Linked DNA regions of Homo sapiens: region 2 is linked to region 1. Evidence: chromatin loops called from intact Hi-C (ENCODE). Cell type or tissue: dorsolateral prefrontal cortex. All regions are shown on one strand. Each heading gives the region's core, and the rest is flanking DNA. Links, peaks and the distances in the headings are about the cores only. Region 1 has its middle 110 kb from the start of ATP6AP2. Region 2 has its middle 40 kb from the start of ATP6AP2.

Region 1 (14,894 bases), core at 3,371-8,370:
TTTCAAACAGAATGTTAGTGAGAAGACAGTAAGGTAAATCAGATAAAAGCCCCCACTGCTCTGATTTGGGTGGGGAAAGGGAGGCAGGAACACAGAGCTCAACCACTGGCACCCCTCCCCCAACCCTGAGGAGGCCCCAGGGATCCCCTAAGACTGTAGAGTTCAGAGGCAGAGGAGAGAGTTAGTAGCAGCCCCTCTCTGCTACTAACTCTATGACTCAACTTCTCTGAACCTTCTGAACCTTAGCTTTTTCAACTATTAAATCAGGATTATACCCATTAGGACACTCTCAGCAGAGTATCTAACAAAAAAAAATTTTTTTAAACAATGACAGTATATTAACGTCTTATATAACAAGAAGTCCAAAGCCAGGCATGGTGGCTTGTGCCTGTAATCCCAGCACTTTGTGGGGCTGAGGCAGGAGGATCGCTTGAGACCAGGAGTTTGAGATCAGCCTGGTCAACAGAGTGAGACCCCGTATCTAAAAAAAATTAAAAAATAAAAGTTAGCCGGGTGTGGTGGCACATGCCTATGGTCCCAGCTACTCAAGAGGCTGAGGTGAGAGGTTTGCTTGAGCCCAGGAGTTCAAGGCTGCAGTGAGCTATGATTGGGCCACTGCACTCCAGCCTGGGTGACAGAGTAAGACCCTGTCTCTTAAAAAAAAAAAAAAGAAAAAGAAAAAAAATCTAGAGGCAGGTGGTCTTACATTGAGTGGCAAAAGAGGTCATGAAAGACCCAAGCTCTTTCTACATTTTTGTTTTGTCATCCCCTCACAATCAAAAAATGGCTGCTGCTGCTCCTACATCTAATATCCTTACGATGGCATTCAAAGGCTGGAAGAAGGTGGATGGGTGACAGTGGCAGCAGTCTCCTTAGCATTGCTCTTTTTCAGGGAGAAAAATATTTCTGAGAAATTACCCACCAGGATCATCCTAGGTTTTATTGATCAGTTCAGGGACGTCCCTATACTAAATCATCAAAAAATTGGTTTTTGCATGATGATTGGCCTAGGGTAATTGAGTCATCTCCTGGGATTGAGCCCACCTTCCATGAACGCCTGTGGTCCCAACTACTCAGTAGGCTGAGGCAGGAGAATCGCTTGAACCCAGGAGATGGAGGCTGCAGTGAGCCGACATCATGCCACTGCACTCCAGCCTGGGCAACAGAGCGAGACTCTGTCTCAAACAACAACAACAACAAGAACAACAACAAACTGGGCACTTATCAGCAAGCAACAGGGGGTAGCTATCGGTAAGCCCAAAGAGATGTAGCTATCCACCCTGCATCTCTCACACTTGGAATCAGCTGTAATGGTCTAACTGGGTAATGACAGTGAAAATGCTTTGTCAACTAAAAGGGCCCACAGACACTCAAAACTAATGCTGTGCTCTAAGGTCTTGAGCACTGGGTTTATCTCACACAGGTGAGCATGTTACTGCTGCCTGAGAACCATCCATTTCACCATTGACCTTGACTCCACCCTTCAGGGCCAGGCTGTATGGAGAGAAGATTTAACTCAAGTTTAGAATATAATCCACAGCCCTGGTTTTCTGTAGGCAATCAGCATTTTGAGCCATCAGATGTATGTATCTAATCTTACCTCCTTGTCGACGTGTTTTGCATTGATTATCTGATTTCGTGCAGGATGTGTGTGGTTGGTGGCTGCCCCTAATCTGGCTTCACGTGGTGTCGTCCAGCCTGAGCTGTAAACACAGATACACTAGGGACCATGCCAGTGCAGTTCGCTCAAGTGCCATGCCCGTCCCACTGCCCATGCCCACTAGCCCTTAATAAATGCTTCCTTGCTGTGACATGGACAAGAAAATCTGTGGACACTTCTGGCAGCTGTTTTTTTTTTTTTAAATCTTCCTCCTCCCACCAAGATGTCAGTCTCCAATTTGCGAACCCAACTTGTTTTGGAAGCGTTTAAGAAAACAATACTTACAGTCCTTACAGCTTCTTACGACAGAGGACCAAGTATTAGATTCCTGCTATACCCATGAGAAAACACCGAGGCATACAGTGGTTATTGGTGTGGGGAGGTAGAGATTCACAGCTGATTAAGGTTTTATAGAGGATCTGGGGTGGGGTTTTAGGCTGCTGCAAATTGACCTAAGCCAATTTGGTCATGCAAAACTATTAGGCTCTTTTTGGGAAACTTCTGTAGCCTCCAGTAATTAGAGATGGGTGAGGGGGGTAAGTACCCTTCCTACACTGGGCCACCAGGTCACTTTCAAGGAAGTCTTGCTCATCAGTCTTCTGAGCAAGCTGTGCAAAGCAGTCATACAACTTGTTCTGTTAAGTTCAGTGAAGTTCAGCTCTCTGTCCTTTGAAATGCTCCAACAGCGCCTTGCAGGAAAGTTTGCCCGAGGCGAGCAGTGGGATTCTCTAACCTTCTAGTCTGACTGAGGGGTGCAAAGTCCACCAAATCAGCATTTGGATGTACGCAGGACCATGCAGGAATCAAGCCCAGGGTGCCATTCATACAAGTACAAACCATGGAGCATGCCAGATTTTCCTACTCTGTGCCTGCAAGAGCTGGAATGGGGGTGGGGGTGGGGCACATGGGAAAGTACCCAGTTTGGCCAGGAAGCAGAGGGAGAGGAGGAAATGGTGGGCACTTGCCTTTACTATGGTTTCCGTGGGGAGGAATAGGTGAGACAGGATGAGCAGGCTTAGAATTGGCTAATTTGAATAATTTCAGTGGAGAAGGGGTGGGAAGAGGGCTGGGAGGAGATGCAACAGGAAAGGAGGCCAGGCTGGCCTCTACAGGGAGGCAGGACTCCTGCTCCCTGCTCAGAGAGGCCAGGGCCACTCTAGGAGAGGAACACCTCTGTTGTGATTTGGAGACCCTCATTCATGGTCCTCCAGGAGGCAGGTGCGGGGCAGGGTGGGGGTGGGGTCTGCTGTGCTCCCCCTTCAGGAAGGAAGAACTTACTTTCTTCTGCTGAGAGCACTGCCTGCAGCCAGCCCCTCCCCAAGGCGGAAGAAACTGCCCTGCCAAGGGTTATGCCAGCCTTCTAGGGAAGCCCATGTCCAGGAGCTGATCAATGGGAGGCTATAGAGGCTGGCCTTCCACCCCAAATCTGAAGGCTCCACCCAGCTCCAGAGTGTTGTGCCGGACCCTTATTGACTCCTGTAATGATGGCACTGCATCCAAGAGGCCGAAGAAGAGACCCAGAGATAGAGAACAAGACATAGGGTTTACCGGGGGGACTTCCACACGGGGATAGTCCAGTGATGGCGGGCTGGACAGGACAATTGCTACAATTTGTAATAAGCATGCCGTTTATATGGCATTTTCACTTAGTACTTGCCACCTAGCACCCTCCATCTAGCAACCTCCATCCAACCCCAAACAAAGGGCCTTGATCCCCTGTATGGCCTGCATTCCAAGGGATGGGCTGGGGGTTCAGATGTCCTTCATAGATATGGAGTGAATCTCCAGGTTAGCCACTCCGGGATTACTTAGCTTGGGACTTGGAATACACACTCTTCTTAGACCACATGGTCATTCTCAGGGTCATTCTTCAGTTATTGCTGTCAGGCGCATCTGCCATATACAGAGCCCTCCGCCAAACACAGAGCCCTCCGTGAGGCCAGCTGAGGCGACTGTCGGGCTTGCATTATAGTCTAGTCCCCACTCCCTTCCCCAGGTGCTGATCCTAACAGCGCTCCCTAGCAAAGGTCCTGCCTGCTACTCTCAGTCTCAGCATCTCCTTCCCCAGGAAACTTGACCTGCAACAGCACAGGTGGGTCACTCTGTCCACTTGTGGTCGCCAGGCTGGACAGAGCAGGCTGGTACTAGAGCCGGGCACCCCCCGAGGGGAGATGAAGAGGCAAGAACCGGCTTTAATGACCAGCTCATTTGCAGACCTTTCCTTGACCTCCGCCCTGGCTGCCTTCTCCCTCTTCCTGCCCCTGTAGGCCCTCTGTGAGGGCACTCATTAGACCTGGGTTTCAGATTGTGTGCATTGTGGAATCTTACTGTCTGTCCCCTCTGAGCAGTCTCCTACATCCTGTGAGTGTGCCTGCTCAAAACCTGCCAAGGCAGGAGAACAGAAAAATGTGGACACAGAGGGGAGGGGAAGATAAGGAAAAGAGTGTTCCTGCCTCGAAAACATAAAGAGAGCCCCCCTCTGCCCGCCCCCCCCGCCCGCTTACATGCAAAAATGTGACAATTGACCCCCTCAGACGGCTCCCTCCTGCCCTGAAAGTGTTAATCCACCTCGCTGGGGGTAGGCCGGCCTCCCCACAGGCTATTTCCCTGGGCCTGCCTGGCTGGGGATCAGGCCCATTGTTAATAAGTAATGACAGCCAGCTCCTCCATGCATTCCCCTGGGGTTTTGTGTCAGAAACGTCTTCCCTCGCTGCCGCTCGAGCTGACAGGCTCCAGCTCCCGGCAGGCGGCTGTGAACACAAGCCAGCCTCCGCCAGGATGCCCCACGTCATCGGGCCCAGAGCCCCAGGGCAGCAGAGAGGGCAGTAATCCCATCCCTCCTCCCTTCTCAGGTGAGGATGATGTCAGCGGTCTGTAGGGACCGTGGGCCCTGTAGGGAACCTCATAGCCTCCTTCAGCAAGGGGTGGGGCTATGCTCTGATGAGTGGCAGATTCCTTAAAGCCTTAAGCCAGCAGGAGCCTGGCTGCATGGCCTCAGTCCCTGCCTCTGCTCTGTGGGAAATCAGCTCACTAGGGTTGGTATTGCTGATGACACCATTTTAAGGATGCCCCAGGAACTGGGTAGTGCAGGTGGCCTTGCTGACTAGCAGGAAGTTCCTTCTTCAGTCTGACCTAAGTCACACATCATGTTTCGCACTTACATTTGCCCAGAAAGGGTTCACAAACAAAAGCATTCTGGAACCTTCCGGAGAAAAAGACAATGTTTTTCCCTTGCCAATGCTCCATCCTGTTTTAACCTATATGCTTTACTGTTATTCAAGTATGGTGAGGCCAGCCATTATGGATGACCATTGCCATTAAAATGGAGACCATTGCCATTGAAAAGGCAGTTTGCTATACTCACAGATCCCAACAGGAGGGGGCATGCCACTCCATGGGTTGGGGAGGGGAGACCACGAGGAAGTGCTCAGTTTGATCAGGAAGCAGAGGTCGAGGAGGAAATGGTGGGCACGTACCTTTGTTGTGGTTTCTGCGGCAAGGAATGGGCCAGGCAGCATGAGCAAGTTTATGATTGGCTAGTTTGAATAATTTCAGTGGGCTCTGGGGTGTAGGGGCTGTCCCAGGCTGTCTAGTGGCTGGCCCTGGGGTAATTAGGGCTAGGAGTACGCTGTTAGGATAGCGGCCACTATTAGGATAGTGGCTTGGAGTGTGAGAGGCAGGAGCTGCTTCCTCTATTTAGGAATTGGCTAACTCTAAGAGGGGACAGTGCCTCCAAGGTCAGCAAGGCCCCGGTTGTCAGAGCATCAGAAAAGAAGAGACATGGTCGAGACCAGCCTGGCCAATATGGTGAAACCCTGTCTCTACTAAAAATACAAAAGTTATCCCGGCGCGGTGGCGCGTGCCTGTAGTCCCAGCTACTCGAGAGGCTGAGGCATAAGAATCGCTTGAACCTGGGAGGTGGAGGTTGTAGTGAGCCGAGATCGCACCACTGCACTCCAGCCTGGGTGACAGAGTGAGACTCCGTCTCAAAAAAAAAGAAGAAGAAGAAGAAGAGACATGGTTAATACATGTCCTGTTTCATTGTGCGTGGTTTATACTGATTGGAATAAGGTTCAGCTTATTATTGTGATTTGAAACCCACTGATAGCATGTTTTCAGCAGTACTATTAATTATAACAGAAAAGGGAAACAACCCAAATGTCCATCAGTATAAGAATGGTTAAATAATGGGCTAGCCATACTGTGGAATACTCTACAGCAAATACAAAAAAGACATACCTATGTGCACCGATACTGACTGCTCATGAAGATGTGTTAAATTTTAAAAGTTGTAGAGCCATTCACACCGTATAATCCCATTTATGTAAAAACAAAATGAGTAATAACAAACCTTTTGGTGGCATACGTACCTACATGTATATAAATACAAAGAAAAGACTATCTGGAAGAACGTACACCCACGATGAACAGTTTTGACCTCTGGGGAGGGTGTGACAGGTTGATTTCTCATGGAAGCAGGTGCTGAGGTGGAGTAAGGAGGGCCAAGGGTTTGTTGGAAGTAGCACCGCGGAAGGAGGAGGGGAGGAAGAAGGACGGGGCAGGGAGAGCCATCAGGTGGCAGTGCAGATCTGAAAAGTCTCTGCTAGCCCAGCGGGAGTTCCGAGCAAAGGTGCTCATCAGAGGAACCCTGTCTAATTCAGAAAGGGCTGGCCCTGAGTACCACCCGCCTTGCTCAGCCGCTTGCCGGGGAACACGTGGGAAAGGTTGAGGTGGGCCCTGAGGCTGTCTGCTCACAACACTCGGAGAAGTTGCACAGCAGATGTGCTCCTGAAGGGGATCGGAGCAGCTCAACCCCACGTCTGCCACAGAAGGCTTGGGGTGTGGGGAGGAGGAGGGGCCGGGGAAATGTGTACTTTCCTGGCATTTGACTTTGCGCCTGGAGACTACTGATGTATGCAAGTTGTAAACAGAGGGAAAGACAGAGAATCTAATTGGCTCCTGCCTGTGACTCCTCCTCCTTCTCGCAAGTCCTCACATGCTCTCAGCAGCTGCAGGGGCCCAGGAATCCACCCAGCTGCAGCATTTACTGTTTCTTGTCGTCTGGCTTTAGCTCAGAAGACCATATGCTCACATCCACTCTCTCCTCCTCTGACTACACCATACTAGCATAGTTAACATTCCTTTCTAGGAACAGTTCAGTGGCACTGTGCAGGCTCAGGATGCCAGGTGTGATACGAATGCTGGGGAGAGAGAAGCAATAGCTTAGGTCCTCGCAGGGGAGATGGAGAGTCACACATTTGCAGCTTCACACTTTTCAGGGCAGTATGTGCTCTGTGCTGAAGGAGAAGTTCAAGGAAGGGTCATTAGCAGGCATGACTCTGACCACCCCGAGCATGGTTCAGGTCAAGGCACGCTTCTTCAATGGGTGGCATTTGGACTTGGCCTCAAAGGATAGAGAAGGAAGGAAAGAACATTCCAGTAAAAGGGAACAACATGAATATAGACAGAGAAGGGGCCGGGTGCAGTGGCTCACGCCTGTAATCCCAGCACTTTGAGAGGCCGAGGCAGGCAGATCACCTGAGGTCAGGAGATCAAGACTAGCCTAGCCAACATGGTGAAACTCCGTCTCTACTAAAAATACAAAAATTAGCTGGGCGTGGTTGCAGGTGCCTGTAATCCCAGCTACTCGGGAGGCTGAGGCAGGGGAATTGCTTGAACCCAGGGGGCGGAGGTTGCAGTGAGCCGAGATCATGCCATTGCACTCCAGCCTGGGCGACAAGAGCGAAACTCCGTCTCAGAAAAAAAGAAAAAAAAGACAGAGAAGGGGAATATGCAACAGATGTATAGACTCCAATCTAATTCAAAAGTCCAGAGATCATACTGCCTTCAGACAAGTCCCAACCCAATATCTCTCAGGGTTGGGCTTCTCTTCATCTTGCCATATAGCAATCCTGTGGTGTTGGATTCGTCCCCAAATTTCAAACACCGCCTCCCCCGCCGCTCCAGACTGCTTACAAAACGACTGCCATGGTTCCGCACCTCACATCTCCACACCACACAGGCCAAAGGAAAAGAGAACAACTCCCTCCAACAGCTACCGAGGAAGATACCTTTAGCATCACTTTTCCATAAGGCCCCAGCAACAGTCTCCTGACATCTCATTGGTGCTAGTCAGGCTATGTGCCTATCCCTGGACCAATCACTGAGGCTAAGTGGATTTCTAGGTCCTGGAAGGGAGACATTGGTTGGAGATGGCTTCGGCTTAAAGATAATGCCAATTCCTATGGGGCAAACAAGCTTCAGAACTTACCAGTTACTCCTAAATCTAGAACAGGAGTTGAGATATGAATGTAGCAAAAACCTTCAAAAGCATCATTAGAGGAAAAGACAGGACAACGTAGAGATCTATAATTTTTTTCCCTGCTACACTTTAATTGCCCTTCTCTGGCATGCACTGCATAAATTAAGAGCTAGTTAATGCTGTAATGCGTAAAACAATTTCATGCATCTTAAATATTGTACTTGTACTTTAATTCCACATTAAGTGGTCCCCTGAAATTTTTAAATTTACAAAGTCACTGCTGTGCTACATGAAAAAGGTGCTAATTAAGTGTTAATCAGTAGCCAGATAACCTTCCCTAAACCCTGCCCAAGGTCTCCAAAATGACCCATTGCCAGAGAACTCGATGTGATGGCCACAGAACAGAGAGTGCAGAGCAGACACAAAATGGTTTTTCAGCCACATCCCAGCCAATTAAGGCAGATTTGCTTATTATGCAGTTCTAATTAAATGGCATCCACTTTAGTGGACACAAGACTAATAATAATAATAGTATTTAATACCAGCAGAGCTTTCCAAATTCAAAACACTGGGAAAACACTAGCTGATTAACAAGTGGGCATCCCTTTCTGGGCAAGAAGAGGGCTTTTTGGGTGGGCTTGCTAAGAAACAGGAGGCATGCACAAGGACAGATAAAATGAAAAGATATGGTTCCCTCTCTTTAAGGGGCTCACCCTCTTATAGACCAGCAGTGCTACTCGCTACTCAAAGTGTGGCCCGTGAACCAGCTCTGGATCACAATGATATAAACATGGAAAATGACAGTAAACCATTGAGAAGCCTTGAAAGCAACTTGACCTTGCTGTGATGTCCAAGTGTGTGATCAGTGAACTCTTGTTGAATAGGAAATAAATCAATTCCATCTTCCATGGTAAGTCACACATGGCATGAACTCTATAATAGTCATATGCAGTAGGGTCACATATCAGTCTATGATGTACTAGAAATTATATATATATATATATATATATATTCTGGTCCTTTATCACAGATGGTTTGAGAAACACTCCTGTAGACATATCAATCGTATAGAATAAGGGGATATGGGTTTAGTTATATCCCCACAAATCAAGGCAAGGAGTTGGAGAGGAGACTCAGCGATGTGCCGTTTCACACCTCTATATTTTTCCTCATGCTATTTCTCTGCTTGGAATGTTCTGTGTGTCCTCAGCAGCCCCACTTCCCGCCCAACCTCTTTACACACGTGAAGTCATCTCAGTTCCTGGAAATGTGGCTTCCTTCAGGAAAGATTCATGACTCCTCCCCACACCTTGCTGCAGAACTGGCTCTTCTTCCTTGGTGCTATTTCAGTCGCGTGTGCACTCTGCCATTGTTGCACTTTTCACACAGGGCTGGGTACATTTATGTCACTTTGCCCAATGGGACTGACAGATCCTTGAAGGTGGGGCTGATGATTTATGGTTTTAAATGCCCAGTACAGAGCACAGAGTAGATGCTCATTAAATGTTTGCTGAATTCAGTTTTTTAAAAATTGTGTAAAATATATATAGCAGAGTTGGGTGTGGTGGCTCACGCCTATAATCCTAGAACTTTGGGAGCCCGAGACCAGAGGATTACTTGAGGTCAGGAGTTCAAGACCAGCCTGGGCAACATGGTGAAACCCCGTCTCTACTAAAAATACAAAAACTAGCTGGGTGTGGTCATGCACACCTGTAATCCCAGCTACTTGGGAGGCTGAGGCAGGAGGATTGCTTGAGCCTGGGAAGCAGAGGTTGCAGTGAGCTGTGATTGCACCACTGTACTCTAGCCTGGGCAACAGAGTGAGACTGTCTCAGAAAAAAAAAAAAAGAAACATATATATATATATAGTAAAATTTACTATTTTAACCATTTCTAAGTGTACAGTTCAGTGTCATTAAATACACTCACGTTGTTTTGTAATCATCAGCACCATCCATCTCCAGAACTTTTCTCATCTTGCAAAACTGAAACTCTGTACCCATTAAACAATAACTTCTGCTTCTCCTCTTTTCTGCCCGCCCCCTAGCCCCTGGCAGCTACCATTCTACTTTCTGTCTCTATGAATTTCATGACTCTAGGTACATGATATGAGTGGAATCATACAGGATTTGTCCTTTTGTGACCAGCTAATTTCACTTAACATAATGTCTTCAATCACATGTGTCAGAATTTCCTTCCTTTTTAAATGACTTCAATTTAAAATATTCAAGATTATTATATAGTTGTGCAATGAGTAGGAAGGGCATTCCCCCCGCCACCCCAGCTCAGCCTGTATTTGAAGCAGAGAACAGAGGACAAAAGGGTGTTGATGATCCAGGAGGTGGCAGCAGAAAACAAAGGGCCACTGTGTTCTGCAGGGCTCCTCCTCTCTTCCTGCCCTGTTTGCTCTTGTTCCTGCTCAGCTGTTTAGTTTAGCCTCTTGAAAGGAGGAGGTTCCGATCTGGACAGCCTGCCCAGTAAGGAACAGGCCTGAGAGGTGTTCTGGCAGGAGGGCAGCAGAGCACAAGTGGTGACAGTGGAAATGGACTCAAAGTCCCAGTGGTGGCTCCACCAACACTCACTGGCTGACCAACCACTTAACCTCTCTAAGCCTGGTCTATAAGATTGGGATGACAATATCGTGTACCTTACAGGGCTGTTGAGGGGATCCGATGAGGTAATGCATATAAACCACTTGGTCGGCTTGGAAGCACTGCATATGCCAGTTATTGTGTTTTTATTACTACTGTGAATGAAGAAGAAAGTACAGCTCATTATTTACACTTCCTGAGAAGAAAGTGAAACAGCTCCAGCATCATTCAGCCTTCATCTTTGGGGCATTTCTGGTTCCTTTCTCTTTTTCTTCTTCCACCCTCCAAACTTTCACCTTAGGAAGTGTTTCTAGACCAAGTGCAGTGGCGCACACTTGTAATCCCAGCACTTTGGGAGGCTGAGGCAAGCAGATCTCTTGAGCCCAGGAGTTTGAGACCAGACCGAGCAACATGGCGAAACCCTGTCTCTACTAAAAAAATCCAAAGCGAAACCCTGTCTCTACTAAAAAAATCCAAAAAAAATTAGCCGGGTATGGTAGTGTGCATCCCAGCTACTCGAGAGTCTGAGGTTAGAGGATCACTTGAGCCCAGGAGGTGGAGGTTGTAGTGAGCTGAGATTCGTGCCACTGCACTCCAGCCTGGGCGATACAGCCAGACCCTGTCTCAGAAAAAAAAGAAAAAAGGAAGTGTTTCGGTTCCATTCTGTCGAAATGTCATTAACTGCCACTACACTGCCAATGAGAGAAACAAAGAGGCACGACGGAATTCATTCAGGGTGTCAGCAAACACGATTGGAAGCATGAGCCGTACGCTAGGTTGTGTACTGGGAACAAAAAGAACAAGGAGCCAAATAGCTTGACCTAGAGGAGTCCACACCGTAGAGTGCGACCCAATATGGAAGTAGATGTTCACGACATCTTCCATCTTCCCCTCCAGGCCCACCCTCCACCCCCTCCTCCCTGCCCTGTGCCCCAGGAAGCTGACCCTTATGCATTCATTGCACTCATCTCAAAGGGCCCCCCACCCTTTGGCTCCCGTTGGCCAGTTCCAGCCAATAGGGAAGCCCCACCAAGAGATCAGAGGGCAGAGGAGAATGAGGGGACGCATTTAGTCTATCTTCCTCCCTGTGAAGTCTACTTGGGCTGACTGATCCTTCCACTGAAGGCCCCCATTTCTTTTAAGGTGGCCTCCTGTACTCAACTCTGTCCCCTTCTAAGTTTGGGGTAGCCACGACCTCCCCTATTCCCTTTGGCTCTAGGGTGATAACAGCTCCTGCTTCTTGTACTATCCCTGTGGTTCTCCTACCCCCACATCTTTGTTGATGGCCCCTTTGTAAATGAATACTTCTCAAACCATCTTAACTGCTTCCTGTTGGGACCCAACCTGATCTAAGTGCCACGTGGTAAGTAAGGGTCATTCCAAGCAGGGAGGAAGCCTTGCTCCCACCTCCCCGGCAGTCCCTCCAATCCAGCCCTTCTTGTCCTCTTCTCATTTCAGGCTTTAGTTGAAGAAAATGAAGTCAGGCTATCTCCAAGAAGATGAGATTTGAGGCTGGGGATATCTGGACGTTTTGAGAGGCTTTAAGGAGCTCTTCAGGTAGTATCCCTGGGTTTGAGGGTGCGGGGTGTAGTGGCGGGGGTGGGGTGGAGAGAGGGAGGCACGGGGAAAGTTTCATCTTCGGAAATGCTGCGCATCTGTGGGTGCACATACCTCACCTCTCTCGGTCTCCATGAGAGCTGTTTGTTTCATTAAAGCAGAACCTGACCTCATGAACCTCTTTATGTGCCAGGAGGGACCAGGAGCCTGCAGTTGTCTGGAACATCAGGTTATGACAGCCACCAAGTTCTCTTCTTCATGAGCCTACTTGGGGCCCCTTTCCAAAGATCCTGCCCCCTGGCCTCCACTGAAGGGGCTGGAGGCACAAGACCTTCCCCATGGCCACAGCCGATTGGATAAGGGATGGGCACCTGACCTGGCTGGACCAATCAGATGCTGTCCCAGGAATGTGGCCATAGGGCATCTTTGCATTTCTAGGCACACCTTGTGGGCTGCTTGAACTAAGAGGACACTTTGTGCCAGGCACAGCTCTGGGCACAAGGAAGACACAGGTGAACAGACCAGGGAGGGCCATCAGAGACAGCCATTTTCTACCATGTGCATACAGTAGCAGAAAAGGCTCTGAGATAAAAAAAAAGAAGCAAGCTCAGAGAAAGGCAGGAAGCAGAGACTTCAAAGCACCAGAAAGAGAGAGGAGTGAAGGAAAGTACATAGCTGCCAAAGTTCCTGCTGGCTCCCCAGTTGCTGGTGCCAGTCCCCAGAGGCCGGCTACACTTCCTGTCCTTGAATCTCTGATATTGCCTCATGTTATTCCCATAAATTCTCCCTTTTTACTTAAGCTTGTGCAAGTGGGTTTCTGTTTTGCACTGCTAGACCATCCCTGCCCGAGGTGCACCACGTGGTACAATTAGCTCACAGTCCCTAAGGGGCAGTTTATCCTTTTTTCAGACTCTCTGCCATAAATTTTGAATCTCCACCTGGCTTCCCCTTGCCAACTAGTGAGTGTCCTTCTGCGTTAACTTTTGTTCTTGCAGGCCACCAAGGAGCTCGTGTCACCAGATCTGATGGCCTTTTCATACCACATGCTCCTTGTCCTCTCATTGCCCCACGTGGCTGACCACTCCTTTCTTCCTCACTCTCCCCCCATATGGCTGCCATGTCACCCCTCTCTCCTTCTCTTCCTCCCTGTCCTCCAGCTCTTCATTTGTCAGCTTGTCTAGCTTTCCTGGTGACTCAAGCTCCCCACTATGTTCACTACTTAAGCTTCTCTGTAGCATTCTTTCTGGTTCTCTCAGCAACCTCCTCCCGCACTGTGGCTTCCATCATCACCTCTCTCCAGACACAAGCTTGCACCTCGGTTTGGACCTCCCAGGTCCCCATTCCCATCTAGCTGCTGGAAGCATCTATGTGGGTGCCCCCTGATCCCTCAAGCTTTGTGCATCCCAAAGTGTGCCCTCCCAAGCCTGAGCCTCCTTCTAGATTGGTTAATGAGGCAAAAAATTTCTGTGCCCTTCATCCATGGCTCTCAGAGCTGGGGAATTCTGGCAGGGAATTTTGGCCGTGCTCCTCATCCCTCTGCCAGGAAATACCCACCTTGGACCTCACTCAAATCGTGATTCCAATTTCCTTGACTTTCTCCTTGCTGCTCATATTAGAATGAGTCACATGAGATCTTTGATGCTAACGTGCTCCCTGTCTATCATGGTGAGCCTCACTGGTCAAACCCAAGGATGTTGAAGGAAGCCCCATGTGACCTGTGTGCCATCCATGGAAAGGCTGGAAGCCTTCAGCTCCTTAGACAGGTTGTTCTGAGGGTCTTTTCTCCCTTAGAGGGATTTCATTCTCTCATGGGCATCAGTTAGAGACTTTCCATTCAGCAACCAAGGGGAACAAGGGGAGCAAGTGCCAGGCTGTCAGGATGCAGCTACAGGGCGCACAGGCTACAGGACTGTGAAAGAGCAGGAAGGTCCCACCCAGATGCAGTCACCTATCAAGTTAGCACAGGTGGAGCATCACTGCCTTCACCTTGTTGTTAGAGATCTTAGCTAGCAACTGATGAGACCATCCCCCCAACTGCACTGCCAAAGTACAGGACAAGGACCCATTCAGAAGGAAGTGTTTTTCCTGGGGGTATAGTAGTTAGGGAAACGCTGGCTGCTATAACAGATAAACCTCCAAGACTCAGTGGCTTACCACAACAAAAGATTATTTATCACTGACATAAAATCCAGAGTGGGTGTTCCCAAAGGACAGGAGGCTCTTCTCTCTGGGAGTGATTCAGAGTCTCAGGTTCCTTCCATCTTGTAGCTTGCTGGACTCATCTGTATCAAGGTGTGGAAAGGGGGAGAGCACATGGGAGGCTCTACGGGCCAGACCCGGAAGTTCCATCCATCTTTTCTATTCACATGCCACTAGCCAGAACAAGATCACGTGGCCACACCTAATTGCAAGGAAGGCTGAGAAATGTAGTCCAGCAAAATGGCTTTGGGAAGCAGCTTACTCATTTCTTTTTCAGGGGCTAACACATTGATTACAGTGAACCACTGGGTGAAAACTCATCATCTGCTGCTGCAGAGAGAGATTCTGAGGGACTAGGGCACAGAACAAGACTATCTTGGGCCGGGTGTGGTAGCTCACACTTGTAACTCCAGCACTTTGTGAGGCCAAGGTGGATGGATTGCTTGAGCTCGGGAGTTCAAAACCAGCCTGGGTAACATGGCAAAACCCTGTCTCTACAAAAAAATACAAAAATCATCCGGGTGTGATGGTGCACATCTGTAGTCTCAGCTACTTGGGTGGGAGGCTGAGGCAGGAGGATTGCTTGAGCCTGGGTTGTGGAGGTTGCAGTGAGCCGAGATTGGAG
Region 2 (14,894 bases), core at 6,330-11,329, 66 kb before region 1:
AGCTTGATCAGCCATCATCCAGCTGCCTCCCAAACATGTGAGCAAGTTCAGGTGAGATCAGCAGAGTCACCTAACCAACCATCCAGATCCACCAACACTCACTGTTGTATGCTCTGAGCTGAGTTGTAGCAGAAGCTAATTGATACATCCAACAGGCTAGAGGCCCTGAATTCGCCTTGGGTATACATGGGAAGGAGAAATTGGCTTTTCACATGCTTTCCAGCCAATGCTGCCCCACTGATAATATGTGTAGAGGAATTGGTACAAATTTGTCTCCCATTGCAGGAGGCCCAACAGCAGAATCCTGGAGATTTCAGGGACCCAGGGCCACAGATTATGCCATTTTGGAACTATGTATGACTTTATAATATGATCACCTACAAAACCTTAAGGGCCCCTTTATAAAAATGTTCAAAAATCACATGTGGGCAAAAAGCTCCGTATATGTAACTAGAGCCAGCTAATGTTTGTTTTAGAAACTTTCCTATTTCCTGACTTGCAAAAGTTCGCCCTTGCAGACTCAGCAGGGTAATAACACTGGTATCTGCATTAATGTCCTATGTCTATAACTAGAATCTCTTGTATCCACATAGAAGTAATTGTAGTAGTTCTCACAGCAGGGTCATAATTCTTAAATACTTAAAATATTATGTATGTTGTCTCTCCTGATGAATGGAACATTTTTTCATCTCGCTGTTAACAAACTTAGATTCTCTCAAGTGATTGAAAAGCACTTTGCAAGCCTAAAGTTCTATAAAAACTCTAAGTGATAGCAACAATAAAACCTTATTAGCCATTTCGGGCTCTGAATCAAGATTTTCAATTCTTGGCATCTAATTAAACGTTTTACATTCTAAAGGAACACGTAGCATTATACCTCACTCCAAACGCTTCCTTTCCTGATTGGGATTAGAAAATTGGTCAAGACTTTGTAAGAGGCACACAAATGCAACTCTAAATAAACATGTCTTTGGTATTGCTTTCAAACATTACAAGCCTCAGTCCTGGCTAATGTTGCTAGCTGCTGGTAGGCCTTGGGGTTGGGGGAAGTCAGTTCGAAAGCCATTGTTTTGGGATAATCTATGATGTCATTGTTGCTTTAGGGGCATTATCTTGTTAGAGGCTCACACCTATATTATGAGGCAGGTAGAATATTATCCTTACATTATCCATTTTTTTTTTTTTTTGAGATAGGGTCTTGCTCTGTTGCCTAGGCTGGAGTGCAGTAGCACAATCACAACTCTGCAGCCTTGACCTCTTGGGCTCAAGCGATCCTCCCACCTCAGCCTCCCTAGCAGCTGGGACTACAGGCATGCACCACCACACTTGGCTAATTTTTGAATTTTTTGTAGAGACGGGGTTTTGCCAGGTTGCCCAGGCTGGTCTCGAACTCCTGGGCTCAAGTGATCTGCCTGCCTTGGCCTCCCAAAGTGCTGGGATTACAGGGCTGAGTCACTGAGCCTGGCCTATCCTTAATTTATGGAAAAATGAGATACAAGGGCCAGCAAAAACCTACGAGTTGAGGCTTCAAACTCATCGGCCTTAGAAACCGAAGCGCTCTGCTACAAAATCCTAGATTCTCATATGCCTTGTTCTGCAACTCTCTTGATGTATAATCTATGCCAGCTCTGTCCAATACGGTTGCCTAAACTGTATTGTGATTAGTCCAATAGAATGGGCAATGGGGCTAGTCCAATCTGAGATGTACTATGTCAGATACACCAGATGTTAAAGACAGTATGAACAAAAAGAATTTAAAATACCTTATTTTCATGCTGATCACATATTGAAATGATCCTATTTTGGACACATTGGGTTAAGTAAAGTATATTGTTTTGGTCAATTTCACCTGTTTCTTTTTTACTTTTGTGTATATAGCTGTTAGTATTGGAGATTACATATGTGGCTTGAATTCTATGCCTATTGGGCAGGGCTGCTCTATAGGAAGAGAGGTAGAAAAGGTCAATGGTGGGATAAAGCAGTCCAGTGGACAACCTTCCAGGCCTGTCTCCAGGTTGAAGGAACTGAGTGGGGAAATTATTCCTTAGAATTAAGCAGCAAATGGGCTTGAAAACCAAATACAGCCATGCTCTTTGGATTGGAGTCGAGAGCTATAGACCGTGTCCCAGCACCGCCTGCTAGCCTGCCATGGTGAGCAGCCACTTCCAGCATGAATACATCTTTGTGACTGGGTTCTTGGGCCTTTTTGGGTTCCTTGGTGGGTCTAGTTGCCAAGAGCTGGTGGAATCTATAGTGAGCAGCTGAGAGAAAATGACCACAAAGAGAGGTAGCACAAAACACAGTTCTGTGGCTCTCGGACAACCTCCTGACAGTTCAGAAAAGGTACTGAACTTTCTCAGGGTCCCTGTTGCATGCTGGGCTTTCCGGGAAGTAGGACTCTGAAGTGGACTTTAGTGTGCGGGAGGTTTATTAGGGAGAGCCTGTGGGATCCATGACTGAGGAAGGGAAGAGAAGAAAGCAAGAGTGGGCAGAAGGAGAAGTCGAGCTATGATGCAGTCTTTAGGGAAGTCTTAGCCCACTCTATAAGGAGGTTGAAAGATTGAATGACCCTTGGAGCTGTCCCAAGATGGAATAAGAGGGCCGAGCCTTAATTCCCCCTTGTCAATCAGTCATCAGATGTGGGCTATCCTGGGAAAAGATGCGGCCCTGGCCATAGCTAAGGGCCTGATGGGGATGGGGGAAGGGTGTCTGCTGGTGGCATTCTTTGAAGCTAGGGGAAGAAGTCCTTCATTCCAAAAAAAGGGACACAGCTGGCGTCTGAATCTGGGTCCCCTAACTCCTTGTCCAGCACTGATTCTCCCATTCTGCCCAACCAGAGGATCCAAGCTGTTGTTCAGAGCAGGACATTTATACAAGGCCAAACCAGAATAATCAGGATCTGGAGCGAGAAAGGCACTTTGCAGAGGAAACAGACTGAGATTTCTAATTCTGCTCCTCTTTGCAAAAGTGCCCATTGTCTCACGGGACGTGTCAATCCTGGAGCAGTCAAGGATCATGGGAGGCTTACTAAGGATGCAGCCAAGATCTGCTGTGAGTGTGGGCCAGTGAACTTTGCTGTGTCCTCTTACACAGATGGCTCTCTAACCTCAGCCAGCAGTGTCATCAATCTAAGAAGGCAAACACGACTCATCAAAATAAACATGGTCATCTCAACTGCTGGAGAGGCAGGAGCTCCTGTACCTGTACACTCAGGAGAGCAGCGTGGTTGCTCTTGAGCTGTGTCCTTTGCCTCTCATTTTTGGCATGGTTTCCCAGCAAGAGGCCCCCGCTCATATACCAAGTACATGTTCAGGTCAAGGGCCCTCAGTGATGGCAAAACTCTCAAAAGGGGTTAGGAAGGTGATCAGTTGTTGTGGCTGCCCCGTGCTTTCTGGGGGGTGTGTTCTGAGCAAATAGTGTTGGCCTACAGGGCTGTCAAAATCTTGGGAGGCAGGTAGGAGAGAAGGGGGCAATGGTGTCCAAAACCAGCTTGGAAAATGAAGGATTGGATCCAGCAAGGCTGACTCTTCTATTTCTGTCATTGTTTTTCTTAGGCAAGTTGCCCATTTTTGTTATGGTTAACATAGGAGTAATTCAGCCTTCGCAGGGCCCCAGCAAAACCAGATGGAACCATATCTCTCCTGGACAGACGGGGGTCGAAGCTGGTTTTTCAGATAAAACTCTGTACAGAGCCCTGAGGGAGGGGGTATGGAGAAACACACGCGAAATAGAAGCCGAGTAATGAAAGCTCCAAGCAGAGCAGCACGTAATCAGACAATTATTGAACTAAGACTATAGCTTTAAGTCCTGAAACTTCTGGGTCAGAAAATTCTTCTAATAATAGTTAATAAGAACATAATCCTTAACTATAAGAAGCAGGGAAAGTTGTCTAGAAGACGAACTGCAGGTTACAGCTGAGTTAACAAACAAAAACGCAGATTTGTGATGACTTTAACCAAAAAGAATGGAACAATAGTAAACGCACTGAGGCTTGGAAAAGGGGAGAAAGCACTGGCAGGAAACAGGAAAAACCCGCTTTGCTTTGATTAGCTCTTAATGAGTTTTTGACTGAATGTAGAGCACACTCTTTTACCACCATCTTGTGGCCAAATACAGAACTGCAACCTACTTAGAAGGGTCTTTATCTCCCCTTCGTCTTTTTCTTTTCTTTTCTTTTTTTTTTTTAAAGAGACCATGGATACTGCTAACCCCCTCCTCTTTTTCTATTTGCCATTCTTGTGCCTCAGTCCCCAAAGTGGAAGCCGAGTGATTGGATTTGCCCCACCGTTTCACCTCTGTGGATTCCAAGTCCCAGCTCTATTACATGATAGAACCATAGCCTTTTTTACCTCCATCAAGGCCCTTGGCCCTTTCTTCCCCCCACCAAGAGATACACCTCCCAGCATGACCGCCTGTGGAAATGTGTGTGCTGTGTGGTGTGTACCACACATGTCAGGGGTGACACTTGATGAGGACCCAGGCAAAGTGGGGCCAGGAACTTACACAATTTTGAAATTCCACTTTAAGTAACAGTATATAGGATTCCAGGTACACACTTTAGTATGAAAAGAAATCACAAGAAATTCTGAATTTTGAACAGTTGACAAGTACCCTAAACCTCACAAAATTCAGACAATATGACAACATGTTTTTATTAATTAACTGCCTAACACACCTCTATAGCAGTTTTTAATCTTGCCATTTTTGGCTGCATACTGGTTGATCAATCTTCAGTGGGATCAATGATTCCAAAAATGTGTGTGTGTGTGTATATATGTATATATACACACACATTTAATACATTTAATATATATATTATATAGTTCATCTGAAATTAGGGCATATAAGGGCAATTCAAATGCCTTCTTAAATTTCCTCTACATTGTGCAGGGCTACGTAATTATGTAATCGAATTACTCTTATGGGATAAAAATTGACTCGTTGATAAATATGTTTCTTTAGGGCATTTTGCTGTGTCAGTGGCAATTTGGCCTGCCGTTTCATCTGGAACTGCCAGACTTCATCAGGACAAGGGACATCAGGTACTCCAAGATGCAGTCCAATTCACTGGGCTGGATAAAACATGTGACTTCACACACAGACCTGCTTTCTGTTTTTTGTACTGATGTAGGTTTGTGCCCTATAAACCAGGAATTCTGATCCATTCTATTTCACATACATTCCATCAGAAAAGAAAAATATATGGTACGTTCATAATTGTATACATTGCATCACCGAATATATTTCAGACAGGGGAGTATTTCCGTTTTGTCTAGGCTTGGATGGCAACTGAATCCTCTGCTTACAAGTTTTCATGCCTGAATTTTCCACAGAGTAGTTTCTGACTCCATACTTTTCAAACCTTGTTTCTCTTCCACTATACTTCTGGTTCTGGACACCATAAGATGGATTTACACTGAGATCTAACCTCTGGGCCTGAACCAACTGGAAAGTCGATCCAGTGGGTGGTGAGAGTTTCCCAGAAGCCATGCTGACACTGGGATAGCTAGTAATGTCTTAAAAGTACACATAAAAGGCCAGGCACGGTGGCTCACACTTGTAATCCCAGCACTTTGGGAGGCTGAGGCAGGCGGATCACCTGAGGCCGGGAGTTCGACACCAGCCTGGCCAACACGTTGGAACCCTGTCGCTACTAACAATATAAAAATTAGCCCGGTGTGGTGGCACAAGCCTGTAATCCCAGCTACTCGGGAAGCTGAAGCAGGAGAATTGCTTGAACATGGGAGGCGGAGGTTGCAGTGAGCCCAGATGGCGCCATTGCACTCTACTGTGGGTGCCAGAGCGAGAATCTGCCTCAAAACAACAACAACAACAACAACAAAACAGTACACACAAAATATTCCACTAAACCTAACTTAAATATATCCTCAACTCAACTTCCCCTTAGCTGGATATGTATTAAAAAAATCCCCCAGTCACTCCAATGCAACCTGATCTGAGGGTGAGTATGGCCACCAGGAAGTAGGAGTAAAAGGCAACAGTGGTCACAGACAGATAGACATCTAGATAGACAGATAGATGATAGATGAATGGGTAGATAAATAGATAGGTAGCTAGATAGATAAGCTACCTTCTTCCTTCAAGAATCTTGCAGACATGGCTGGGCATGGTGGCTTGCACCTGTAATCTCAGCACTTTGGGAAGCTGAGGGAGGAGGATCAGTTGAGCCCAGGAGTTCAAGACCAGCCTGGGCGACATAGGGAGACCCTGCCTCTATTACAAAATTAAAAAAAAAAAAATTAGCCAGGTGTGGCGATGTGTTCCTATGGTTCCAGCTACTCAGGAGGCTGAGTCAGGAGGATTGCTTGAGCCTGGGAGGTCGAGGCTACAGTGAACCGTGATCACACCACTGCACTCCAGCCTGAACAGCAGAGTGAGACCCTGTCTCAAAGAAAAAAAAAGAAAAGAAAAAAGAAAGGAAAAAGAAAGAAGTTTGCAGACCAGTTGAGCATTTAAAGATGGCATGTAAATACCTATGGTACAAGACAGAAAGTGAGGAGAGCCTTAGAAAGGATAAAGATAAACAAAAGCAGAAACAATAATGAAAAACTACCAATCATTGAATGCTTACTGTTGTGGTCTGAATGTGTCCCCCAGAATTCATTTGTTAGAAGTTTAATCCCTATGCAAGAGTGTTGGGAGGTGGGGCCTTTGGTGAAATATTTAGGTCATGAGGGTTCTGCCTTCGTGAGTGAATTAATGCCACTATAAAAAGGGTTAGTGGGAGTGGGTTCACTCTCTTCTGCTCTTCTGCCACATGAGGACACAGAGTTCCACAGAGTTCATTCTTTTTTGTCTTTCCACTTTCTGCCATGTGAAGACACAGTATTCCTCCTCTCTGGAAGACACAGCAACATGGCACCATCTTGGACCAGAGACCAAACCTGCCAGCACCTTGATCTCGGATGTCCCAGCCTCCAGAACTGCAAGAAATCAATGTCTGTTCCTCATAAATTACCCAGTCTGTGACATTCTTTTATAGCAGCACAAAGGGGACTAAGACACTTACTGTGTGCCATATCATTTTCTAAGCATTTTACACCTATAGTTTCTTTTAAACCTCAGAGCAACTCTACCGAGTAGGTACTATTATTTTTTATGTTTCCGAGAAGGAGTCTCGCTTTGTTGCCCAGGCTGGAGTGCAGTGGCACAATCTTAGCTCACTGCAACCTCCACCTCTTAGGTTCAAATGATTCTCTTGCCTCAGCCTCCCGAGTAGCTGGGATTGCAGGTGCTCGCCACCATGCCCGGCTAATTTTTGTATTTTAATAGAGACAGGGTTTCACCATGTTGGCCAGGCTGGTCTCGAACTCCTAACTTCAAGTGATCCACCTGCCTTGGCCTCTCAAAGTGCTGGAGTTATAGGCATGAGCCCCTCGCCCAGCCTGGTACTATTATTAACAGACCATTTTACAGATGCAGAAACTGAGGCTGAGAGAGGTTTCATGAGTTATTCAAGGTTATGTGGCTAGCGGATGGCACAGCCTGGGATCAGGGAGACTTACTTGTAGGAGGCTGGGTGACTCTCAGAATAGCTGGCTTTAGGGACAGTGATGCCATTTGCTGAGATGGGGAATGTAGGAGAATACAGAAAGGAGTATAGCAGGAGAAGCTGGCTTAGGAAAATGGTGAGGAGCTCAGTCCTGCCATGATGATTTGAAGTGTCTGTGGGACATTCACACAGAGATGGTGGGAGATAGTTGGATATATGAGTCCAGAGTTCAACACAGAGATAGAGAGAGAGATCTGGATGGGAAATGGACAGTGTGGGTCATTCCTGTGTAGTGGCAGTCAGCTCCAGAGGAATGACAGGTCTTCTCAGCTGTGTTGGCTGCAAGAACAAGCCAGGCTGTCAACCCTGGAAGTGGGCAGGGGAAGAAGGAATGGCCAGAGGGGAAGCAGAAAAGTGTTTCAGGGAGTTGAGGGAGGAAAGTGTTTCAAAAAGCGCTCATGGTCACAGTGGTACACTGTGCAGATAAAGTTTGGGTCATCTGGATTTAACAGCAAGAAAGTCCTGGTGTCTGAGTCTGAGTTGTTCCAGAAGCAGATCTCAAGAGAAGGGCTTGAGAGCAAACAGATTTAGATTTTAGGAGATTCAGAGAATATGGGCTTGGGAATGGGGGTGTGAGACAGGAGAGAGAAGCCAGCAATAAAGGGAGTGTCACCAAGCCAGTTCCCACTGCAGGCAACTGGCGCTCAGTCCCAAGGGGGACCTCTGAGAGACAGTGTGGAACACAGAGCTCAGTTCTGTCACAGGCTAGGTTCTCAACAGGCAGAAACTGAAATGGAGTTTGGCATGCAAGATTGTCATTAGGAACGTCTGTAGGAGGAGGAGGAAGTGGGGTTGGGCAGAGGGAGGGTTGAATTGCAAAACTGGCCTGTTGAAGCCTGGAGTCATCGTGGGGAACGCTGAAGTGCGTCTGGCCTGCCAGTGCTGTCTTGGAGTGGGATGAAATGACTAGTCATTGGCTGTGGGCTACCCCGGGGGGAGGAAGTGCCTATGGGTGAGATGGTTCTTGGCAGCTGGATGGAGACTGTCTGCTCAACTGGGGCAACGAATACCTCCTTGGAGGGGAACCTGGCGGGCTCATCTCTGTGCCCACCGCATTAGCCTACTTCGGAGGTTGAGGAAGCTGCGGTATTTATACACCTGAGAATCATCAGTTGAAGTTGGCCCTGCTGCTCTGTTGTACACACAAGCAGTAGCGCTCCACGGCTTCACGCAGATAGCAGCAATCGGAAGCAGCAGGGGCACACGAAGAGGTCAGGCCTGAGCCGTGTGGGTGGGGCGCCCCCAGGTGGATGAGAGTAGTTTCAGTGAAGCACTGCTGGTAGGGAGGAAGCCAGCTGTGGTTTTGTCTCTGCTGTGCGACTTTCACTCCTGTGGCCATGGCTGATTGATCCATGAGAAGACACCGGACCCACAGTGGGCCAATCAGAACCCTTCCCTGGGATTTTCAAACTGCAACTAATGAAGGCAAACAAGTTGAACCTTCCCTGGGGGTGGGAGCCACAAGATAGAAGGCTCTGGAGAAGCTAGGAGTCGCATGGAGGAAAGAATGCCATCACTCCAAACAGAGAAGCTCGGAGAAGAGAGAGTGTGGGGGCCACAAGAAAAGAGTCTCAGGGGATCCTGGTGGCCCAGCTGCACCTCTTCCCGTCTTCTCTTCCCACAGCCCTGAGGTATTCCCAGCATCCTGCCAATAAAACCCCTCATTGTGCTAAGCAAAGCTGGGCTGAGTTTCTGGTTCTTGGAGAGGTGAGTTGGCCGGTAGAGTTAAGGAATCAGTGGGATGGAAGAAAATATTGCGAGTTCAGATGACTTCTAAAGAGCTGACAATGAAGAGGGCAGAGAGAGAGAGGGGCAGGGAGAGAGGGAGAGAATGCAGAAACTAGATGAGAACACAGGGTCAAGGAAGGGTTTTTTATTTTATTTTATTTTTTTAAGATGTGGAAAACTTAAACATGTTTATGTGCTGAGGGTAAAGAGCCAGTAAAAGCAGCATAAATCATAACAACAGAATGTACTAAAGCGAGGCAGAGAGACAAAGCTATAAAAGCTTTAAAGATAAAGAAAATACGCCCTCAATAAAAATGAGGAGAAAAAGCAGAAGGGACACAGCCCTCTCAGTGGAAGGCAGGCGTTGATTGTGGCCTGAGCACCCATAGTGAACACACATGGTCCCGGCAACCGCTTACTCTGGAGACAGAGGACAGTTCAAAACCCTTAGACTCTTGCTTCTTTCATCTCCTAGAGGCTTATCCAGGGCACTCGAAAGGGGCCCTTTAGAAGCAGTTATCCAGTGATGAGGAGGTGACATGTTCATTCAATCCTGTACACATAGCCTGGGGTGCTGACTCAAGACCACAGTTGAGAAGATGCTGCTGGAGAATCTGAGATGGAAGATGTGGGAGAGAAAGGAGCTGACTGCTGGGCTGATGTCCCTACATCATGGAGGAGGTGGCATCCAGAGCAAAGGAGATTAACCACAGATCAGAGGCTTGCCATGAGACAAGAGGGAAGGGAGAAAGCTTGTGTGTTGGTGGGGTGGAGGACAGGAAAGGGACTCCATTTTCTTTGTAGAGTCAAAAGCAAGGGCATCTGGAGAGTTATCAGGAATGGGTTAGATGTATTATTTAGGAGGGATTTTGACTTCAGGTAACCAAACACCCAACTAACAGTGGCTTAAATCTCTACTGCTTAGCTAGCAAGAAGTCTGGAGGTAGACAGTTCCAGGGCTTGTCCACAGTTCATTGGTTGCATTGAGGCGTCAGCTCTGTCAGCCACTTTGCTGTGCCGTCCTTAGCTATTTCTGCCTATGCTTGCCAACTCGTGGTGTCAAGATGGCTGCTGCTGCTCTAGGCATCAAGTGCCTGTTTAGGATAGGAAGCCATGGACAGTCAGGTGGTGAAAAAACTTCTCCTCACTGCTTTTTATTTTTCCTTTTTATTATAAAGGAAGAAAAATTCTCTTCAGGAGACTCCCAGGAGACTTCCCCTTATTAGCCAGAACTGGGTCACAATCCCATCACAGAGAGTATTACCTGAAGTTAAAAGATTTTTGCCTAATACCCAAACAAAACTGGATTCTGTTAGCTGAAAAGAGGTGGAGGTATATCTTGAGCAGACAGCCCTAGGGTCTGCTACAATGAGATAGGGAGCTTGAGCAGAGGGAAATCATTTTCAAATAGTCATGGAAGAGAAAGGAGAGAAAGAGATCATTGCCCAACGATAGTAAAGTCCGGCTGGGGGGGTGAGGCCCCGTGTAAGGGGTGCAGCACAGCCCTGGAAAAAGTCAGCAATGCCGATCTCTATCAGATGCCCCCAAAACCCTGCAATATTGAATGATCAAATTGCAAATAGAGTCTCATCATATATGACCAACACTCGGGGTCCAGGTGCAGGGAAAAGAAATCACTCCAGTTATTTTAAGCAGAAAGGGATTTAATTCTGGTGATCGTGTTTTAGTCCGTTCAGGCTGCTATAACAAAACACCATAAACAAGTTACCTTATAAACAATAGAAATTGATTTCTCACACTTCCAGAGGCCGGGAAGTCCAAGATCAAGGCTCCTGCAGAATCAGTGTCTGGTGAGGGCCCACTTCCTGGTTCATAGATGGTGTCTTCTCACTTTGTCCTCACATGGCAGAAAGGGCAAGGTAGCCCTCTGGGGTCCCTTTTATAGGGGCACAAATCCCATTCATGAGGGTTTCACCCTCATGACCTAGTTACCTCTCAAAGGCCCTATCTCCTAATACAATCATCTTGGGGGCTAGGATTTCAACACCAGAATTTTGAGGGACAAAAACGTTCAGTCTGTTGCAACTGAGTATTTGCAAAATTGGTGTATAGAAGGGAAGATGAGGCTTTGGGATGGCCCCCTAATAATGACTATCAGAGTGACAGCACACACTACTTGCCTGCTAGGGGAGCGACTCTACCTCTACCTCAATCAGGAAGGTGGGAATTAGAAGGCTCTATGGGGACTGGTGACTTCAAGAGCATGCTGCTTTAGCGGGGACCTAGGGATCAGGAAGACACTCATGCTGTTGCTGCAACTGCCAGTTGACACTCATTAGGCTAGTGTTGGACACTGGAAGATTGCTGCAGAAACTCACTGGCCCTACAATCATGCTTGTCAATGGGACATGGCCTCCGCCTTGCCCCACCTTCCAAATCATCTGAAAGAGCATCTAGTTGATAGACTTGAATTCACAACCAGAACCCTAGCTCCAAGAGGGTCTGGTAAGTGCAGATTTTAGCTCTCCAGGCTCTGCAGTAGAGGAAAGTGTAGAGAAAGAGTGGGGGGATGGATGTCAAGAGAGCAAACCCACCACATCTGCTACAACTCTACTAACTATTCCTGGTCCTGAGGCTGCTCTGAAGAGCACTTTCATACTTCAGATCACATAAAGCTTTCATGAATGTTTCTTTTCCTTTTTTTCCCTCCCCCTGCCCCCACCTCCACCTTTTTTTGAGACAGGGTCTTGCTCTGTCACCCCGGCGGGGGCGCAGTGGTTCAAACTCAGCTCACTGCAACCTCTGCCTCCCAGGCTTAAGCAATCCTCTCACCTTAGCCTCCCGAGTAGTTGGGACCAGGAGCATGCACCACCATACCTGGCTAATTTTTTTTGTATTTTTAATAGAGACAGGGTTTCACATGTTGCCCAGGCTGGTTTCAAATTCCTGGACTCAAGCAATCCACCTGCTCAGCCTCCCAAAATGTTAAGATTACAGGTGTGAGCCACTATGTCCAGCCCCTTTTTATTTTTAACTGTGCTGAAGAAAACCCACATAACATAATATTTACTACCTTAAACATTGTTAAGTGTATAATTTAGTAGTGTTAAGTATATTTACGTTGTCATGAAATAGGATCTCCAAAACTTTTTCATCTTGCAAAACTGAAACTCTATACCCCTTAAACAACAACTCCCCACTTCCCAACCAACTCCTGACAAACAACATTCTACATTTTGTTTCTGTGAATTTGACTACTCTACATATCTTATATAAGTGGAATCATACAGTCCTGTTTTTTTGGTGACTGGTTTCTCTTTGGTAATTGATTCTTTAAAAAGAATCAGGCTAGCATTACAGTTCTTTTAGGATTTGCCTAGCAGGTTTTTCGGTTTTTACTGGAAAGCCCCATCTCCCCCTAAATCAGGCTATCAAAATTTGCAATGAACAAATAGGACCCAGCTTATATTACAAATCTTTGCTGTGATGAGCTGAAACAGGAATATTCTACAATGTCAATAACATAGCTACAATGCAGCAGCCCAAAGGCACCCCTTTAAGCAGATTTTATAATAATGTACATATTTTTTGTAACCAAGAATGAGCATGAAGTTCTCAAAATGAGTGGTCCGGGAATCCCTTGCTATAGACGGGAGAATGCTACAGTCTCAGTGAATAGCATGTCTAGCATGGGGTCAGCATACACTGTGTGGTAGGTGGAATTCTGAGATGGCCCCCAAGATTCCCACCCCCAGAAGCACACGCCCTATAGATTCCCCTCCGCTTGGGTATGGGTGGGACTCATGAATACGATGGCACATCACTTCTGTGATTAGGTTATGCCTTATTGCCAGGTTGACTTTTTTTTTTTTTGAGACGGAGTCTCTTTCTATCACACAGGCTGGAGTGCAGTGGCACAATCTTGGCTCACTGCAACCCCCATTTCCTGGGTTCAAGAGATTCTCCTGCCTCAGCCTCCCAAGTAGCTGGGATTACAGGCACATGCCGCCATACCTGGCTAATCTTTTATTAGTAGTAGAGACGGGGTTTTACCATGTTGACCACGCTGGTCTCGAATTCCTGACCTCAGGTGATCCACCCGCCTCGGCCTCCCAAAGTGCTGGGATTACAGGTGTGAGCCACCACACCTGGCCAGCTTGACTTTAGGAAAGGGAGATTATGGCCAGGCTCTGTGATGCACACCTGTACATCCAGCACTTTGGGAATCTGAGGTGGCAGACCAGCCTGGGCAATGTGGCAAAAGCCCATCTCTACAAAAAATACAAAAATTAGCTGGGCCTGGTGGTGTGCACCTGTAGTCCCAGCTACTTGGGGGGCTGAGGTGGGAGGATCGCTTGAGCCTGGGAGGCAGAGGCTGCAGTGAACTCTGATCATGCCACTGCACTCCAGCCTGGGCAACAGTGAGACCCTGTCAAGAAAAAGAAGGAAAGAGAGAGAAAGAGAGAAGGAAGGAAGGAAGGAAGGAAGGAAGGAAGGAAGGAAGGAAGGAAGGAAGGAAGGGAAAGAAAGAAGAGAGAGAAAGAAAGAAAGGGAGGAAGAAAGAAAGGAAGGGAGAAAGAAAGAAAGATTGGTTACCCTGGGTAGTTCTGACCTAATCAGGCTAATCCTTAAAAGAAGTTGGGCTCCTCCTAAAGTGAGGGATTCAACAGTTGAGAGACATTTGATGTCAAGGAGATTCTGTTAATGGCATTGAATGTGCTGGACCTACCTGAAAGAGGCCTCGAGAAGCTGAGAGTGACCCCTGACTGACTGCCAGAAAGAAAATGGGCACTACAATCCTACACCTGCAAGAAACTGAATTCTGCCAGAAACTTTTTTTTTTTTTTGAGATGGAATCTCGCTCCTTCACCCAGGTTGGAGTGCAGTGGTGCAATCAGCTCACTGTAGCCTCTGCCTCCCGGATTCAAGTGATTCTCCTGCCTCAGCCTCCTGAGTAGCTGGGACTACAGGTGCACGCCACCAGGCCCAGATAATTTTTGTATTTTTAGTAGAGGTGGGGTTTCACCACGTTGGCCAGGCTGGTCTCAAAGTCCTGACCTCAAGGGATCCACCCACCTTGGCCTCCCAAAGTGCTGGGATTACAGGCATGAGCCACTGCGCCCGGCCTATTTTATCTAATATTGATAATATTAGAACATATTTCTAATATTAGATATTTCTAATATTAGATAATATTAGAACATAATTCTTTTTTTAGGAAAATATTTTACTATTAATTAATTTATTTAGTTTTGTTTCAATAGTTTTTTGGGGTACAGGTGGTTTTTGTTTACATGGATAATTTCTTTAGTGGTGATTTCTGAGATTTTGGTGCAACCATCACCCAAGCAGTGTACCCTGTACCCAGTATGTAGTCTTTTATCCCCACCCCCCTCCCGTCCTTCCCCTCGAGTCCCCAAAGTCCATTATATCATTCTACGGCTTTGCATCCTCGTAGCTTAGCTCCCACTTATAAGTGAGAACATACGATATTTGGTTTTCCATTTTTGTGTTACTTCACTTAGAATGGCCTCCAGCTGCATCCAAGTTGCTGCAAAAGCCATTATTTTGTTCCTTTTTATGGCTGAGTAGTATTCTGTGGTGTATATATACCACATTTTCTTTATCCACT

Evidence for each region. A loop is a pair of places that touch in the nucleus more often than their neighbours do. Peaks named below come from ENCODE experiments on the same cell type or tissue, not always from the same donor. Only the 100,000 strongest peaks of a DNase experiment are listed, where the experiment ranks them.
Region 2: it touches region 1 in a loop (2.6-fold over the local background); 1 of 110 quality-filtered maps calls a loop at or near these places.

What each region holds. Positions count from the first base shown.
Region 1 is chrX:40,463,916-40,478,809 of GRCh38, reverse strand. No RefSeq gene overlaps it. Among named protein-coding and RNA genes, the nearest start is that of ATP6AP2, 110 kb to the left of the region's middle. RefSeq lists enhancers at 6,317-6,496, 6,737-6,786, 10,139-10,433. In dorsolateral prefrontal cortex, for the core only: a CTCF peak has its summit at 6,274; DNase peaks (open chromatin) are centred at 6,269 and 6,709; H3K4me3 peaks cover 333 bases; H3K27me3 peaks cover 4,665 bases.
Region 2 is chrX:40,533,281-40,548,174 of GRCh38, reverse strand. It overlaps the pseudogene RNU7-164P. Among named protein-coding and RNA genes, the nearest start is that of ATP6AP2, 40 kb to the left of the region's middle. In dorsolateral prefrontal cortex, for the core only: no CTCF peak of the experiment used is centred there; a DNase peak (open chromatin) is centred at 8,472; H3K27me3 peaks cover 5,000 bases.